Linked DNA regions of Homo sapiens: all the other regions are linked to region 5. The links are chromatin contacts, found by Hi-C or POLR2A ChIA-PET in ENCODE. All regions are on one chromosome and are shown on one strand. The core of a region is the stretch at or near the end of the contact, and the rest is flanking DNA. Distances in the headings are between cores, read along the strand shown.

Evidence for each region. A loop is a pair of places that touch in the nucleus more often than their neighbours do. ChIA-PET counts read pairs that join two places held with the same protein, here RNA polymerase II (POLR2A). Pooled maps may share reads with other maps.
Region 1: a map of naive thymus-derived CD4-positive, alpha-beta T cell shows a loop between it and region 5 (29-fold over the local background). The contact joins the promoter of CD164 here to the promoter of TUBE1 in region 5. A Hi-C loop is called at or near these places in 3 of 168 maps with a recorded cell type or tissue (CD4-positive, alpha-beta memory T cell and naive thymus-derived CD4-positive, alpha-beta T cell) and 8 of 50 pooled maps.
Region 2: a map of CD8-positive, alpha-beta T cell shows a loop between it and region 5 (29-fold over the local background). The contact joins the promoter of AK9 here to the promoter of TUBE1 in region 5. A Hi-C loop is called at or near these places in 1 of 168 maps with a recorded cell type or tissue (CD8-positive, alpha-beta T cell) and 7 of 50 pooled maps. POLR2A ChIA-PET finds 5 or more read pairs at or near these places in 1 of 52 experiments (A549).
Region 3: a loop to region 5 is called in a map of CD8-positive, alpha-beta T cell, with 20 times the contacts of the local background. The contact joins the promoter of CEP57L1 here to the promoter of TUBE1 in region 5. A Hi-C loop is called at or near these places in 2 of 168 maps with a recorded cell type or tissue (CD8-positive, alpha-beta T cell and naive thymus-derived CD4-positive, alpha-beta T cell) and 10 of 50 pooled maps. POLR2A ChIA-PET finds 5 or more read pairs at or near these places in 2 of 52 experiments (T-cell and endothelial cell of umbilical vein).
Region 4: a loop to region 5 is called in a pooled map, with 11 times the contacts of the local background. The contact joins the promoter of ZBTB24-DT here to the promoter of TUBE1 in region 5. A Hi-C loop is called at or near these places in 5 of 50 pooled maps. POLR2A ChIA-PET finds 5 or more read pairs at or near these places in 2 of 52 experiments (A549 and activated CD4-positive, alpha-beta T cell).

The regions. Positions count from the first base shown.
Region 1 is chr6:109,380,694-109,384,203 of GRCh38, reverse strand. It overlaps CD164 (CD164 molecule), which reads left to right and starts at 1,737. Exons shown (of 6, transcript NM_006016.6): 1 at 1,737-2,000. The coding sequence starts at 1,826. RefSeq lists enhancers at 1,120-1,349, 1,430-1,779, 1,335-1,844 and a silencer at 2,000-2,279.
Region 2 is chr6:109,688,826-109,692,455 of GRCh38, reverse strand. It overlaps AK9 (adenylate kinase 9), which reads left to right and starts at 1,254. Exons shown (of 41, transcript NM_001145128.3): 1 at 1,254-1,309. It overlaps FIG4 (FIG4 phosphoinositide 5-phosphatase), which reads right to left and starts at 1,160. Exons shown (of 23, transcript NM_014845.6): 1 at 955-1,160. The coding sequence starts at 1,020. RefSeq lists an enhancer at 1,207-1,676.
Region 3 is chr6:109,094,246-109,097,801 of GRCh38, reverse strand. It overlaps CEP57L1 (centrosomal protein 57 like 1), which reads right to left and starts at 2,295. Exons shown (of 11, transcript NM_001271852.3): 1 at 2,227-2,295. SESN1 (sestrin 1) reads left to right here and starts at 2,956. Exons shown (of 10, transcript NM_014454.3): 1 at 2,956-3,556. RefSeq lists enhancers at 2,309-2,568, 3,439-3,556 and a silencer at 2,629-3,328.
Region 4 is chr6:109,481,959-109,485,289 of GRCh38, reverse strand. ZBTB24-DT (ZBTB24 divergent transcript) reads right to left here and starts at 1,646. Exons shown (of 4, transcript NR_187591.1): 1 at 453-1,646. ZBTB24 (zinc finger and BTB domain containing 24) reads left to right here and starts at 2,071. Exons shown (of 7, transcript NM_014797.3): 1 at 2,071-2,192; 2 at 3,236-3,331. The coding sequence starts at 3,264. RefSeq lists silencers at 1,571-2,010, 2,091-2,380.
Region 5 is chr6:112,085,602-112,088,928 of GRCh38, reverse strand. TUBE1 (tubulin epsilon 1) reads left to right here and starts at 1,447. Exons shown (of 12, transcript NM_016262.5): 1 at 1,447-1,519; 2 at 1,623-1,696; 3 at 2,321-2,373. The coding sequence starts at 1,495. It overlaps FAM229B (family with sequence similarity 229 member B), which reads right to left and starts at 1,338. Exons shown (of 4, transcript NM_001033564.3): 1 at 1,209-1,338. RefSeq lists enhancers at 1,278-1,467, 1,202-1,733, 1,868-1,917.

The sequences.
Region 1 (3,510 bases), core at 488-2,987, 2.7 Mb after region 5:
GCTCACTGCAACCTCCGCCTCCCGGATACAAGCGATCCTCCTGCCTCAGCCCTGCTAGTAGCTGGGATTACAGGCACGTGCCACCATGCCCGGCTAATTTTTGTATTTTTAGGAGAGACGGGGTTTACACCATGTTGGCCAAGCTGGTCTCAAACTCCGGACCTCAGGTGATCCACCCGCCTTGGCCTCCCAAAGTGCTGGCATTACAGGCGTGAGCCACCGCGTCCGGCCCCTATTTACATTCTTAACCTTAAAAAAAAATTAAAGTTGCCTTGCGCTTTCATTTGGTCTGGGTGCCAGATAGTCAAGTGTTAAATATAGAGAGAGGCCTCCTGAGAGAAGAGCAGACACTTCTCTGAAGGGCTTATGGTGGGAGCTCACTTCCCTGACAGCATTCTCATGCTTCTGGGCTGGATCAGTCAAAACTATCAGCTTTTTGTTTACATCCAAGCAACACTACTCCAACTAGCGTAGTCATTGGAACAAATGTTCATAGTCCTGAGGGTACAGAAGGACGACACTGAAAAGATCCCAAGGGGAAATAAAATCTTTCTATTTGAGCAAAAAGGTAAAAGCACTATGTAGTCATCTTTTTTGGCACATCAAAAAAGTCATCGTGGCACATCAAGACAGACCTCACGAAAGCAATTAATATTCCTATATTATTAGGATAACTTTGCATAATTAAAATTACATAAGTGTACAACAGCTGAAAACACAGCATTAAATACAACTTTTAAAGTCTAATTTTTACCATGTGATAACCGTATCAAATTTTGCGAATATTTTGTGAGACTTGGCAGTAGATGGCGCTCACCTTTACTAAAAGTCTGAGCAGCGCCTTAACACTAACAGGAACTTAAGAATCCAGCTCTGATGTCAGGCAATCCCGTGTCCAGGTCAGGTCACTTTTTTAAGTCTCAGTTTCCTCACTGGTAATGTGGGGGTGGGGGCCTCCCCAATGACCTCGCAACTCAGACCGCTTTTGATTCTCTGACTACAGTGGTGGAGTTGAGACAGGTCGGCTGCTGCAACCGCCGTCTGAAATAGCAATCCGGAAAAGTCAGGTTGGGAAAGTGACAGAGTAGACGCCCTGCGGCTCTGATCCGGGCGGCGCCTCAGCTGCCCACACTATGTGGGCGGCAACGCACAAACTCCTTAACCACGTGGTGCCTCCATTCCCCTAGGGAGTCCCATCACAGGATAACTTCTAGCAAAATCAATCTTCAAGAAAAAAAGAAGGGGTCCTGCCGAAGATATAAGGAAGCTCCCTGGGGATCCCGCAGCACAGCACAAACTTAGTTCTTGAGAGCCGCACAAAACCAACTTCCGCCCCAGTGGAGTTGCGTCCGGAAGGCGCGGCCCCGGAGGTCACGTGGGCCCGCGGAATTACAGCCTGGCGGGGCGCTCAGGTGGAAGCAGTAGGCCACATTATGTCGACTGTTCCATGCAAGTCAGGGTGGGGGCCGTCCCTATCGCAGGCATGAGACAAGTCCAGCTGCGTCGTGTCTGGTAATCTGAGGGCAAGAAGAACGATTTGCAGAAGCTCCCAGTTTTCTTGGCTGTGGCACAGTCGCTTTGAGGGCCAGGTTCCTTCGGCTTCCTCCCGACTCCCCTGCTTCCCCCCGTAGGATTCCCGTTGGTATCGTCCGAGCCCCACCTCCCTCCTCTTCGCCCCCGCACGCCGAAAACAGGGGCCTCTCACGTGACCCCTGCGCGCTCCCGCGGGGGAGCGTAGTCTCGGAGGCGGCGCCGCAGGGGATTGAGGGGTTGACTGAGCGTTGCGAGCCTTAGCTTTCTCCCGAACGCCAGCGCTGAGGACACGATGTCGCGGCTCTCCCGCTCACTGCTTTGGGCCGCCACCTGCCTGGGCGTGCTCTGCGTGCTGTCCGCGGACAAGAACACGACCCAGCACCCGAACGTGACGACTTTAGCGCCCATCTCCAACGTAACCTCGGCGCCGGTGACGTCCCTCCCGCTGGTCACCACTCCGGCACCAGGTGGGCGCGGGCCCTGTGGGCTTCCCGCCCTCCCCTGCCCAGCCGAGCCGCACTGCCTCCTCGCCGTGCGGGCGGGGCCCGGGTTCGGGCCACGGTCGGGCGGGCGGGCCGCGCTCGGGGTGCGGCGGCGACTCCGGCAACATGGCGGCCAGCCTGGAGTCCACTCGTGGCCGGGCCGGGTGGGGAGCGCGCTGGGGGGAAGCGGACGCGCGGTTCCCAGTGGCTGCGGGGCTGGGGCCCCCCTCGAAGTGTTGCAAGTCGAGGTGCCTTTTAAAAGTGCATCGTAATTCCTAGCCTCACTTGGGGTCGGAAATGGGGACGTGGCTTCCTTCCGCGGGGGCAGCGGTGGGGTTGAGGATGGGGCCGGGCGTCGCGCCTCTGAGGTTGGCGGTGGGGCCGAGCTGCCTCTCCCTGCCACTGGTTGTTCACCCTCCCGGCGCCTCTCTCCGGAGGTAGCCTTCTCCGGAAGTCCGGGAAAGAGAAACTTAAAGACGGTAATGCTCGTTCGTGTCTCAGACTTGAGTCTGAGAAGGTCGCTTGAGATTTAATTACATTGGTTTTGCAGATAGGAATAGAATGTAGCTGACGTTTGAGCACGTAGTTAGTGAAAACTTCACACTTCAAAGTATGCGAAAAGGAAGAAAAGTACCCATGTATGTACCGGGTGTTTTGCGTACGTATCCTAAGGCTAAACTGGAAGGTAGGTAGTGAAACCTAGGAGGTAGATGCAGAGACGGAGATGAGTAAACTCTCCTGACATTGTATGTTTATTCTTTTTTCAATTGTTTTTAAAATTTTCTTAACTATGTCCTGTGCTCAGATAGCGTATGTTTAGTAGGTCGTGGAACGGGGGTTTGTGCCCAGGTCTGTGGGTTTTCTAAAACCCGATCAGGAGCGTGTCTTTTGTTATGTGCAGTCGCATAGGGCTGGTTAAGGCATACATACATTTTAAAGCAGAAATTGCCATATACCGTGACAACACAAAAGAGAGAAGGAAGATAAGTTTGAGGTAATAAGCGGGAGAAACACTAGAGGTTTAAAACCTGCAGTCTCGTATGATTGGTTATTCTAGTTAACATTAGTTAAGGAGTAATGTTTACGTAGTTAACATTGGCTTCTTGACCGAAGAATGCCGAAGTGTAATGATTTTTATCACGGCATTCATATTCTACAAATTCTCCTCTAGTTTTAGTATTTTATAAAAGTTTAATAAAGTATATAGTAAACTTAATGTTTTGTTTTTAGTTTAAGGAAGATGTAATGGTAACATTTCAAAACGAGGGAAGTAAATTGCAGTATAATACTGGGAATTCTAACCGCACTATTTTAAGATGATAGAGCAGAATATGTTTGTCTCAGTCTTAATTTGACAGTTTCCTTTCAGAATTGTAGTGTGTGTGTAAGAGAAGGTTGGAAGTATCAAATTAATTTGTCTTTGTGTAATTGAAGTGCGTGCAAAGGAGGTATGTATTTTCTGGAAATCATAAGTGGATGTAGTGTGGTCTGAAAG
Region 2 (3,630 bases), core at 5-2,504, 2.4 Mb after region 5:
GACTACGTTATAACTGAGAAACTGTTAAATGCCTTCTCATACTCCTCTAATGGAGACAACCCAAGTTTCAGAGAAACAGTTTATAAAGCACTCTATAACATAGTGAAGAGCATTATGAAAATATCTGGCATATGCAATCTTGTTAGCATGAAATGGGTAATATTAAACACAGTCCCTAATATCACTGTGGCACCCCAATTTAGAAGAGCTATACTGTACCAACTTTGCTTTCCACCCACAGAAAGGACCAAGTATGAAGTTATATAAACACCATTCTCCCTTAATTGAGGAACTGGTAATCGAAATACAAACTGATCTGCTTATTCACTATTTACATGGCCATTCAAAGTAATAAAATTTTAAAAGTAAATGTTATGTTGAAAAAAGTCAAGTGAAAAGCAAGATGTTATCCAAACAAATTATCTGTCTTTAAACAAAGTAAGTTTTCCTTTCCTTTCAAATAAGAAAAAAAGAGAACCAAAAAGTTCACCAATAGAAGTGTAATTCACATGAATCGCAGTGATGGTATACCATGGAATAGGAAAAAATAAGTTACAAGTCATAGTTCAAATTTTTTTCATACCCCTGCCTGTACTGTAACTTGTGAACTCTAGAACTTTAACAGACTTTCTGAAAGCTGAAAAGAATCCAGTAACTCGTACAGAGAACCTCATGAACAGTTCCTGAGGTACCACAAGCACCTGTTTCCAGCGTGTTCCAGCCATGGCTTGTAAGTGGACCTGCAAATGCTGCAATGTCCAGGGTACCAAAATAGGGGAAAGGCGCCCAGGCACAGCTCAAGGGAGCTAGCTTACCCCAAGGCTGTGTTTGACAGGGATTTGGGAACTGGAGAGGAAGGAGGAGGAGGCAGAGTACAGCCTCTGTCCTACGGCCCCACACCCACCGGCAGACATCCATCCTCCCGCCTGCGCCCCGCCGCGAGGGGGTACTCACAGCTCTAGTCTCATACAGAACCAGCTTCTGGACCGAGCTGATGATGGGGGCGGCGGCCGTGGGCATGGCGGCGGCAAATGGGGGCCCCACAACAGGGCACGAGCCTCCGGACCGCCCCAGGAGACTCGGCGAGAAAACCCCTCAGGCCCTGGACATCAAGTCCAGCCAGGAACAACACCCATTAGGCACTAAACCTATAGATGATCAGGTGTTTCCGGATCCCTGCGCCCCGCCTCCAGGCAAGCCCCGCCCCTCACGTCGGGAGCGGGGCTGGAGGACGTATCATAGAGAGGTCGGGTAGAGGCTCCCGGGACCTGCGTGCTGCCGAGAGAGGAAGCGAAGGGCACCATCTTTGGTAAGGATTGGAGGAAAACATGGGCGGAGAAAAAGTCGACGGATTAATTGAGTCTATTTATCTCCTCCCTCTCTTTGGAAAAAAGCGGAAGGTTTGGGATTGGGTAGCTTCTTTTGAAAAGGGTTCTCCGAGTTGCAGGATAGATCCTTGTGTTTTCCCTGCCTGCTGCGGCCCATTTTCCTGGAAGCCGGCCCTCTGACGGTCCTTCACTGAGTGTCAGTTTTCCCCTCACCTCTAATCCATGTTGTACCTACGCTGTGTGGCCCAAGAAATTGTTTTAAAATCACCTAAAGCTGGAAAGTGTGGCTTTGCCACACGTTTGTGCGTGAGGCTAGCCACTTGAAGTTGTCGACAGAGACTAGCGCAGTGTGGCGGAGCCGCGCTTGAAATGAGGTTTCTTCATTTCATGTGTGCGACATAAATGGGCATGCGCGTACCCTCTCTTCCATAGTTGTGAAAATGAGTGTATTATAATTATAAATGCCAAATTAGGTACAAAAGTGACTATTTCGAATTGGAAAAGAAATGACAAAGAACTACAGCCCCGCCTCTCGAGGCCCCGCCCCACCAAGCAGCAGGTGCGTGGCGGCCAGAGGTCTCCCCGGCAACCGCCCGACAGCCCCGCGGAGTCCCTGGAGGCAGTTGCTTCCCTGAGGAGGGTCCGGCTGCGGCCAGGTAAGGAGCCTTCCGGCGGCCCGCTGGGTCGTGGTCCGCCCTGGAGGCATCTTGGTATCTGTTGCACGGAACCCCGCCTCCTGCGGGGACCCCCAGACCAGCTTCTTTTCTTGCAAAACGGTCTCTTTGTAAATCCACTTTTTAAAACCACGTCTCCTTTCAACGACTGAAGTATTTATTCCACAAATATTTACTGAACACCTACTGCAAGAGTATAAGATGTAGGGGAGAGGCAGCTATCCTATCTTAGGCGGCAATTCTAGGTTTCCCAGGAAACCTCTAAACCTCAGAAACCTCTGCTAGAGGGCTTCTCAACTGCTAAGTGTAAGGAAACTTTAAAAAAAAATTATAGAATTATAGCATACCCAGATAACATTCATGTAATACCAAAGATCATATTGTAAATTAAAATTTGAGAAATTACAAAAATTGTAAAGAAATACTTAAGTCTATGTTATTTTGCGCTTCTTTCCCCCTGTAGTTTGGTACTCCTTTTATTAAGAACTAGAAGGATGGCCGTGTCCGTTCTGGCATTTTGGACTTGGATCTTTTAACTGGGAAAAATAGTTAGCTGTGTTCTGTTTCATAATGAAACCAACTCTTCTGAATATTAGTTAAATGTTTGCACAGTGTTTTTATCTAGGATAGCAACTCTTAAAATACCTGAAGGATTCTAGTTTTCAATTATTATAGTTTAGCACTTCCATTTTAACTTTATCTTAGTTTATTTCACCCGGAATCAGATCCTAAGACAAAACTTTGAAGGCAGGTTGTTTATATGAGACGTAATCCCAGGAAACAGCAGCAGGGAGGGGAAGAAAACTAATAAAGGAAATATTACCAGAGAAATTTCTCTGTGGGCTGAATTCACTAGGGAATACTGGGAGGCATGTCTCAGTTATCCCCTCTTGAGGGGCAAGGAAGCTGGAGTATTTATTCGCCAACTTCCATCAGTTATTGGATGAAGCCTGATAGGGCAGAACATTGATGCCCTAGAACTTCCAGTCTACCCTGTGTTCAGGGAGAGTAGGTTCTGGCAGCCAGAGAAAGCCCTTAGGCAAAAAGTCGCACATGCTAACATTTTGGAAGTTGGGCTGGTCGTGCATAGAAAAGGTGTATGTCAAGTGGATATGGGGGAGGCACTAATAGCAGCTGCTACATTCCACCCTTTGCAGCACTCGTATCCATTCTTCCTCCACATCAAGTTCACACCATGCCACCCTAATTCTTTAAGGTAGTGGCTAGTCTCAATTTTTAAAAGAAAAGGACTTACAAAAAAAAAGATTAATGGGACAAGCTGCAGAATCCACTACTGCAATTAATCTGAGGTCTCTAATTGATCATCTCCTTCCTCTAACATCATTCTAGATTTTCCTTACTCTTGGCCAACACTTCTGCTGGTCTGTGTTTGCCCAGTAGGATAACAAGCTTTCATCCCTGAGGAGCATAAGCCCTTGGTTACTGTGTCATTGTAAGGTTTTGGTTGCTGCAATTACCCATTCACTGGACATGAAAGCATCAAGAGCTGTCTCAGAGAATCCCCTGAGTTCAAGAAATGCATCCCCTATCCCACTTATCTAGCAGTTTATGGCCATACCACCCTGAGCACCCCCAATCTCATCCAATCACATAGCAGCAACCCTATC
Region 3 (3,556 bases), core at 1,046-3,545, 3.0 Mb after region 5:
GATTATGTCTTTTCTAACAACCTTATTTAAAAGTGAACCTTGCCCCTCACATCCTGGCACTCCCCATTCCCCTTCCCAGTTGTTTTATTCTCCACTGCATTTGTCTTCATTTCATTTACTAAGTGTTTTACATATTTATTTATTATCTCTCCTCAGTAGAATGCAAGCTCTATGACAGTAGGAATTTTTATATATTGTGGTCAATGCTGTATCTTCAATGTCCTGTTATATAAAAGGGACTCAACAGAGATTTGTTGAGTAAACGCGTGGGTGAAATGGAATATGAGAACCAATGACTGAAAAATGGACTGTATGGCTGATCTGGAGGGCAATATATGAAGTTAGTCTGAAAGAGTACCAGATGATGTCAGGCTTTATAAAGGAGTTTTGTCTTTAACAGTAGTAGGACACCACTGAATAGTTTTAACCAAGAGAAAATCTGATCAAATCTGCAGTTTCAAAAAATCATTCTGGCAGATATAATGGAGAACTAATGGAGGAGGGTCATTGTGAATAATTGCTACTGTAGTGGTCTTGAGAGATTATCGCAGTTTGAAGACAGGTGGAGAGAAAAATATATTTGAAGGATATTTTGAGAGATAAGGTTGGCAGAACTTCATAATAATTTGGCCATAGAAGTATGAAGGGCAAGAAGAAATAAAGAATAATGTTTAGCTTTCAAATTTTCACAAGTAGATGGATAGTAGTGTCCTTTGCTGAAATAAGGAACACTGAAAAAGAATTAGATTCATAAGAGATAACTATGCATTTGGTTTTAGGTATGTTGAGTTTGAGATGCTTTTGAGATATCCAAGAAGAAATATCCAAGAGATATTGTGAAAGCTGAGAGGTGAAGCTGAATGGAGCTATTCATTTGAGAGTCATAGGTGTTGGTGAAGCCATGGGTATACATGAGATCATATTTAACTACGGCATAAAAAGGCACCCAGCCTTAAGAAACTACCCGACCCTTTATGGGCTGGATAGAGAATGAAGATCCCAAAAAGGAGATGAAAACGGAATGGTTTTTGTTTTGCTTTTTCAATCACACTCATAAGTTATTCCCTTTTTAAAATTCAGATTCAAACTAGAAGTGTCAGAATGTAACAAGGCTTTTGAAATTAGACCAATTCATCAGAACTATGCATCTATTCAAAAATAGCTCACTTACAGAAACGATGTAAAGAATTCACAATACCTGTCTCTTTGTAGCTTCTAAGTGCATCAATACACAAAAAGCACCCTTCCCGTCCCACCCCACACCGCCAAGTATGCATGATTTGGCTTACTGACGTTTCCTGAAAGTACCCTATCTCTCACTCTGGGCCTTAGCATATGCTGTTCTTTTGGTCTTCATTTCCCCTGGGATGAAGATTTCCCTGACTTTCCAAGATTGGGCTAAGTCATCTCCTTCTAGACATCCCAGTGATATCATGTATTATTGTAACCGTATGTCTAACAACTAGTTCCTCTAACTAGTAAGACTGTCTTTTTCATTGTTGTATACTCAGTGCCTAGCAAGACGAAATTTTTAGAATTTAGTGCAATGCAATTCTGCAATGTAAAGAATTAAAATCTACACCGATTATCAGTCCACTGATGGCCGTTCAAACCTCGACTTTTCTCAAATAATAACTTTTTAAAAGCAAACTAATTTTAAGCAAATGACTGAATCTTTTGAAAAAGTCGACTAAGTTTTGGAGACTTTTACGGTTTTGCTTTCTTTTTCCTGCTGTATCCTTAAAGCCTGCAAGAATTCCTATCTAGGAATACTGGGGATTCTTTTACGAGATGGATTTGACAACTTGCTTTCAAAGCCCTGCCTAGGATTTCATTTGACTGAGCAAATAAAGCCCAGAACATCCCTAAGCAAAGGCAAACAAAGGTGCAAATGCGCGGAGATCCCAAATCCACCCCGCGTGTGTCCACAAAAAAGGGCGGAATCAGAGGCAGCAGCGCGAAGCTCCAGTTTCCACAGCATCCTTCCTTCTTGGCCTTACTTAGGCCGCTCCCTGCGACCCTTGGGATCAGGATCCCAAATCCTTGCCTCACCCACCACACCCCGCGCTTGGGCAGCTGGACTAGTCCTTCCCACGCAAGTCACTGGAAAAAGTCCTTGGACTAAGGGAGGCCACCCTAGATGGCTTTGTCTCCAAAATCCCAGAGGAAATGGAGGAAGGAAAAACCCTGTCAAGGAAAGGTGACAACCCAGCTTACAGTGCTTACCAAGCAGACGCTCTCAGTCAGCCCCTGCCACCGCTAACCGTTGGTTCGCGGGCACCCACAGGCAACGTCGCGGTGGCCCCTGGGGGTTGTAGTTTCTGTCGCAAACAAAACGCGCCGGCAGCATCGAAACTACATTCCCCACAAGTCAACGCGAAGACGTCCTACCGACTTAAATCTGGGGTTTGGAGTAATGAAGAGGCCGTCACTACTTTTAGGGTGATCTTAAATGTAGACTCAATTTCTTCCAGGAGTCCCTTCGCGCCCTCTTTCTTTGTCGTGCTTGTTTTATGTGTGACGAAGTCTCAGTGTACTTCTACGTCTTACTTTTTCCTTCCCCTTCTCCAGGACAGAGTCCAAACGTCCGGGAACGGAAACCGCCTCAGGGCGCAAGCTTAGCGCCTCCGGGGGCGCTTGGCCCAGTTCGCAGTCACGCATGCGTAGCAGCCGGCAGTGGCTGGCAGCCGCGCGCGGCGCACTTGGGGTCCGGAGGGTAGCCTGCCAGAGGGCGGGGCTTTTTCCTAAGGCTTTGCCTCGGCGGGTCGCGTCTGCCTGGGCGGGGAAGAAGGCGCTGGGGCCGGGGCGGCTCCCGGTTTGTGCCGGGCGGAGAAAGGGGAGGGGCTGGGGGTGAGGACCCCGTCTCCACTCCCTGCTCCCGCCCTCTGGGCTGATCCCCACCGATGGGGCTGGGCGAAGGGCGGGCTTTGCGCCTCGGGCCCCGCCGCCCCGCCAGCTCCGCGGCCCAGCCTGGCGCTCGAGGATTGCCAGGGCCGCCCTGTGCCCTCTGGCTCGGCGGTGGTGGGCGAGGGCTCAGGGATCGGAGAAGTAGCGTCTTCCCGGGGGTGCCGAATTGGCGGGGCTGGGGGACGCTTTTTTTCACCGCCGCCCGCCGAGACTACGGCTGCCCGAGACTGCCGCCCTCCGACAGCGCCCAAGCCTCCGGCCGCTGCGGCCAGTGGGCCAGGGTTCGGCGAGCCTTCCCTGCCGGCGCCGGCCGGCTGCTGAGGCGCTGGGAGGAGCTGCGGAGGGCGGGGACTGGTGTCGGAGAAGGGGCGGGGTGGGAACGCCGGAGAGAACCCGGTGGCTGCACAGACAAAAAAGCCCCGAATGGCTGGAGGGCGTTCAGCTGTTAACAGCCTTTTGGGGCAGAGCACGGATTTGACAGCTCCACAACGTGAGGATATCCACTGACCCCGCGAGACGGAGGAGAACGCTTCCCCGAAATTCTCTGCCCACCAAAGCCAGCGCTGCAAGGTTGCAACTTTCAAACTTTGTTTTTCCAGAAAGAAGACTGCCCTTTCGTGTACAAGGAGAGGGTGAGAGGGTGACCTAG
Region 4 (3,331 bases), core at 397-2,896, 2.6 Mb after region 5:
CAGTCTCCATCATCATTCTTTATAAAATTTAACACTTTCTGAAACTATTATTCATTAGTTTACTTGTATATTTGTCCTGTCTCCCCTTAGTAGAATGTAAGCTTCATGAGAGCAAAGGCCTTGTTAGTTGCTGTATCCCCAACACCTGACGCCAATGTCTGGCTCTTAGTAGACACTCGATAAATATCTGTTAGATGAATGTATGACACCCCAAATCCTGTTCTGCAAGATTTAAATTTAAGAAGACCTGTTAGGGGTAGACCGGCTGGCCTTAACAAGAACAAAAGTTTTGAAAAAGTCAGTATGGATCCAAAACAAAATTGCCTTGAAGAAAGGGCTAGTCTGTGTTGTGGGTGGCTGATGCTGGAAGATCCTCCAGACTCAGTCTTTCCTCGCAGGATTATGCTCCAGTGAGCAATGATTGAATGAGGAAATGGAAGTACCTGGCTTACCTTGGCACTGAGTCTTCTTATGCCGTTGAGGACCTCTGGAGGGACAGTGATTTGACTGCAACCCTCGTAGCAGCAAGAAACAATGAGGTAGCTAACTTCCTGCTGGTATGCAGAAGTCAGGGAGCGCTCCCCATCCCACTTGTACCCCCACAAATCCAGAGGACTTAGAGACAATTCAATATGAAAGGGAAACCTCAGAGAAGGAGCATGTGTGGCTTGAGCTAGTTTTAATAAAATCTAGTAAAAATGTAAGAGCCAGGTTGCTAATTACACCTCCGGTTCAAGATCAGGGAGGCTATAGATGGCATGTTGGGAATCTGGAAATGGGCAGAAAAATAAGTAATTAGGTATTGGCTAAGAGAGAGAAAATGCTGAAATAAATGGATGGAAGCAGGTGGGGAGTAGATCTGGATGGGGCTTGTAGACCACATTAAGAAGCCTGGACTTTATCCAGAGGGCATGTGGGAGCCACATGGATTCTAAGCCAAGGAGTGACTCTAGTCTCTGGATCTCATATGTACTTGGAGAAATCCTCTGTACTTCTGCGAATTAAAGAGAACAACGCTGCAGCTGAGACCAGTTAGAAACAGTCTATTGAACAAAGATGATGAAAGTTTGAATAATAATGATCATTTTAATCACAGCAGACGAATTAAACCAGGCATTTCCTAAGCCCATTACATACTTAATTTTGTTTATGCAATAGCAACCCTACCAAAGTGGCACTAGTGTTAACATCTCCATTTTACAGGTAAGGTAAAGAAGTTGTGAGGGTAAGTAATTTGCCCAAGATCTCTCAGAACCCAGGTTTCTCTGACTGCAGTGCTCTCTTCATTCCCTTAGACTAAGGCATCAGGAGTGGGGAGGAAAAGGAGGCAGATGTGAAAAACATTTAGGAGGTAAGTAATAGTTATTATATTAGCACTAGATAATGACGATGGTGATGATGATGACAATGATGATGACGGTAAGGGGGATTTCATGCCTTTATACATTCAAGAACAACACCAGATTCGGTGTCGGAGAAGAGATAAAATTAAGGTATTGGCGTTGAGCTAACAGTTTAATACGATATAAAACTTCCCAAAGGGAGGGGTCACAACGCCTCTCCTGTCCATTGCCCCCAATTCACCGCAAAAGTCGCTCCTGCCTGGGCTCCCCGGCAGTGCCACACGCAGGACCTCGGGCGCCGACACCGCCCCGCCCCTGGCCGCGCCCCGCCCCGGCCACTGTCCCTCCTCCGAAGCCGCGCCCCTCCCCGCCCTGCCCCGGCCCCGGCCCCGGCCCCGGCCCCAAAGCCCCGGGCCTGCCATCTCGCCCCGCCCTGCCCCGCCCCGCCGCGGCTCCCCCGACCCCAGGCCTGCATTCTCGCCCCGCCTTGCCCCTCCCCTCCCCTGCCACGCCCCAACCCTTGAACTGCCTTCGCGCCCCGCCTTGCCCTGCCTTGCCCCGCCTTGCCCCGCCCCGCCCCGCCCCGCCATCTCGCCCCGCCCCGCCCCTCACCTCCCTTCCCCTCCCCGCCGCTCTCGTGGCCCCCACCTCCAGGGGCGCCTCTGCGGGCCACGTGGTTCGGCGTCCGCGCGCAAGCGGCTCTTGGCGCCGCGCTTCCGGGTTGGCTGTGGCTGTGGCTGCGGCGGCGGCGCAGGAGCAGAAACCGGTGCGGCGCAGAAGCCCCAGAGGCGGGCGGGGCGGAGCGGAGGGCCAGCGGGCCCCGGCGTGGGTCTCCCGCCAGGCCGCCGGGTGAGTTGGCAGCGACCCGGACCCCACCGGGCGCCCCTGAGCGGTAGGTCTGCCGCGCCGACCCCTCCCCCGCCGTGTGCTCCCCAGTCGGGCCCGCGGGGCCTGGGCGGGGAGGTGGGGGTCTTTCCGCGCCACCTCTCCCTGCTGGGACCACCCGGGGCTGCGGGGGGCTCCGCGCCGCCCCTAGTGTGTCTGGCGGCCCCACGCAGCTTAAGTTATTAGTATTTTATTGCAGCTACCTCACATTCACTTTGCACGTGCACATTTCTTCACTCTTCACATTGGTTCCCACATACGAAATGGCTAATAATCTGGGAGATGGAGGCAGCTTCGTTCTCCCTGAAATAGTTGTGCAACCATAGAAAGTTCGTGCTTGCGGAGGATTTTGGAGATGGTTAATCCCATTCCTTCATTTTATAGAAGGTAGACCCTGAACCGTTCCATGAATACTGGAGAGTCACTCAGCTAGTTAATGTGCGGCAGGAGGCTGAGGGAGAGAATTGCTTGAACCTGGGAGGCGGAGGTTGCAGTGAGCCGAGATTGCGCCACTGCACTCCAGCCTGGGCGATAGAGCGAGACTCCGTCTCAAAAAAAAAAAACCGCGAGCTAAGTTGTTTTGTTTTTGTTTTTTGAGGTGGTGGTCTCGTTCTGTCGCCCAGGCTGGAGTGCAGTGGCACGATCACGGCTCACGGCAACCTCGAACTCCCAGGCTCAGGTGATGCTCCTGCCGCAGCCTCCTGAGTAGCTGGGACCACAGGCGGGCGCCACCACGCCAGGCTAATTTTTGTATTTTTTGTATAGATGAATTCTCTCCATGTTGCCCAGGCTGGTCTCAAGTGATCCGTCGGCCTCGGCCTCCCAAAGTGCTGGGATTACAGGCGTGAGGCCACTGCGCCCGGGCCCAGAGCTAAGTTTGTAGACAGACAAAAATGGTAATGGTAAAATTCAGTTAATGATGTGAAGTGAATAGGAAGTTCATGTGGGCTGGCATTAACCTTTTAGACAGTGCTTTCTCCTTTTTAAACCTTGTTTTCTTATTTCAGATTTAACCCTTAGTGGCTTCTGAAGAAAATGGCAGAAACATCGCCAGAGCCTTCTGGGCAGCTTGTTGTACACTCAGACGCTCACAGTGACACTGT
Region 5 (3,327 bases), core at 198-2,697:
ACTTTTCTTTCCTGTGTGGGGAATAATGACTGGGACTGCATGAAGGGTAGGGCTCTGCAAAGGCCAGTGTATCATCTCACCTAGCACTGATAACACACTGATACAGACCTATTCACATCACTGCCTACAAACTGGACCAAGACTTGCAAATTTTGGAAGCCCCAGACGTTGGGACTTTAGCATCAAGACCTAAAATGCCCAACTTTACCTCTACCACTGACCCCATACTCAGTAAGAAGTTAAGAATAAATCCAGCCTACAAAAATTTACTGACCGAAAGCTGCCTATTACCAAAAGATATAAAATCCATTGCAACTTTAAACCTACCGGCTACCAGAGAAATTTAATAGTAACTACTACGTGTCTTGGTGGGACAATAAAGTGTTCTAATCCATTGAATATTACAGTTCATATTAGCACATATTCATAGCACATACCATATAACTTTTTATTAAACAAAGAAGACTTCTTAGAGTTTCGTAGTTCTTCAGAATTTTTGTGGAAAATATTAATTTCATTAAAGAAGTACTTGAGTTCTTAATTAAAATCTGGTCTAATTTGATCAATAGAAGTTTACATATTTTAATGTTTGACAATTTTAAGTAGTTGGTAATTGTCATAATGCCTAACTTTTTAATCTTCTCCTGCCTATCCCATCTAAATACCCATCTAAATGCCTAGTGTTAATCTCGTGTCTTCTATCAGACTTCTACATACTCATCTACATCCTCAACCACTGAATCCTATTGCACTTATAGTCAACGCCACACAATTCTTTAAGTATTTCGCGTGTATGTCTTCAATTAGATTGTAAGCTTCTTGGAACTGGATCTATGCCTTAATTTCTTTCTAATCTTCCCAGCGAGCCTACAAGTTAATTTGGGGAGTATACAGCGTTCAACAAATACTGGTTGGGTCTGTGACCTTAGCTTTGCCATTTTTGTCAAAGCGTATAACCATCTAGTTTCAATTGTGCCCTGACATGACTATTTCTCTGGGGTTTCTCTTTGCTCAACGCCATTGTTCATTTTCTATTAGAATAAAGGGCTTGTTGAACAGAGATGCCAACGCAGCGTCCCGTGGAATCTGAATAAACGGACTGATCCACCGCCCCGGGTGTTGAGGCTGTGAACAAAAATTAAACCTCTGATAGCCCACGAACAGCTTAACGACACATATTTTAAAATACCACTCCAAAGCCTAGTTACCTGCCAGTTACCCCGGCCTCCGGAGCTGCCGATGCTCGAAGATGTTGACAAGGCAGCTAGGATATACAGTCCAGAAGCCCAGTCGCTACGGTAACGGTGACACGCAAGTGCACTTGCGCGGCCTTCTGACGGAAAACCTTAGCCTGAACCTACAGACGTGCTTAGCGACGGCAGAGGCTTGCGGCAGTAGCGTGACTTACGGCAGCTCTCTAGCAGAGCGCCGTTGCTGGGGGAATGCAGAAGCGGCCGCGGGCTAGCAAGCTCCCGGAGCCGGCGGCGCACCACCATGACCCAGTCGGTGGTCGTACAGGGTAAGCTACGCCGGGCGGGTAGAGACCTGGTCGCCGCGGAATCCAGCGGCCATGTTTCCTGCTTAATGTCCTATTCTCTTTCCTTCCTCTCCTCCGGTCGCAGTCGGCCAGTGCGGAAACCAGATCGGCTGCTGCTTCTGGGACCTGGCACTAAGGGAGCACGCCGCGGTCAACCAGGTACCCGCCCGCCGCCGCGAGCCCCCTCGCCTGTCAGCTAGGTCTTCCAGCCCATACGCAGGAAATAATCGACTTGAGCTTTCATCTGACCCGTTTAAGATGCATGGGATCTTCCCAGTAAAGAACGTACTGGTTTTTAAACATGTTGCGTCAGACACACACTAAACTAAAAGAACACTGGCCAGCGACCTTAGTCTTAACGTTTTTCCTGATTCTCAGGGTCTCCTCTTTATTGGTGTTCGTGTGCAGAACAGTGAGATTTGTATATGGGAAAGTACTTTGTAAAATAGATAACACGTGTGGTTATTGTATTCCTTAATTTAACCAGTCAGCTTTTAAAAAGATTACGAAGAATCCAGAGAACGCTCATTTGATGGACCTGTCCTACAGTCCTATGGGTGAAATCCTTTCTTTAGCACCCCCTGCTGAACTTTTTATCTGTAGATCTGGCATTTACTCTTCTAAGGAGATTGGGAAGAGTCAGGCTCCGCATTTTGTGATACTTGGTTTTTCTTATCAGAGTCTCATCCTAGCCATTACAGTATTATGTAATTAAAATTGAAAGAACTTGATTTGGGCGAGAAGCAAAACCTAAATGCTATTAACATATGTTTTTCTTTTTAGAAAGGAATTTATGATGAGGCAATAAGCAGCTTCTTTAGAAATGTGGACACCAGGTAAGATGGGATTAAAGTCTGTCACAGTGTGATACTTTAAGTTTCAGTAGCTTGGGAGAGAATTCTTCAAAGGACAATAAAAATAGCCAGCTGCGAAGTTGTGTTTTTTTGTTTCATTATTGAAAGCATATTTATTCTATTAGATTATTAATATTCTTATATCATTTTCCCGAAGAAGACAACAGATTTCCCTTTAGTGTGACTTCTTTTAACTTAACCTTGAAATAAGTTTCATTAAAAGAAAGCTGAAATTTTCCCAGAGGGCATCTTGTTAATGCATCCTGTAATAACTAACTTTTGAAAGAAAAATATATTGTTTACATATATGCTGTAAGTATAAAAATATACTTAAAAAGGTGACAAGCAGTTGTTGGATTGTTTTTGTTTATTTAATAAAGAGTATATGTAAGTACCATATATGTTTTATCTGGAAGAGTAATTTAAGTTGCCGTTTAGGATATCTCCATAAGCTTTTAATATTAAATCATTAAGTTCATGCATTTTCAAAATACTTCATAAAACTAACTGTCCTGTGCTTAAACTGAAAAATACATACTTCGTGTCAGGCTTTAATCCAATAGGAACATCAGTTCTAGTTTAAAATAGTTGGCTGGGTGTGTGAGCAGTTATCTTCAGAGAAAGCTGATTAGTCCGCGCTTCCTGGGTGAATTCCAGAGTCTATCTAGGGCACTGGCTTGCAAACTCAGAAGTGTCATTGGCATCTCGAGATGGGTTCAGTGCTCTCCAGTACAGCCAGGTTAACCAAAGACCAAATTCTCATTTTCATAGGCACATTACTTTATCTTTTGTAGGAAATCTAACTGAAAAGCTGTGTAATAATCTGAAGGTTGCTTGGTGACCATGGAATCAGACCAAAGGAAGTTAGTTACTTTAATGGCTGGTATCATTTATATTTATTTTATGGAGATATCTGTCATATAGACTATAGATTCC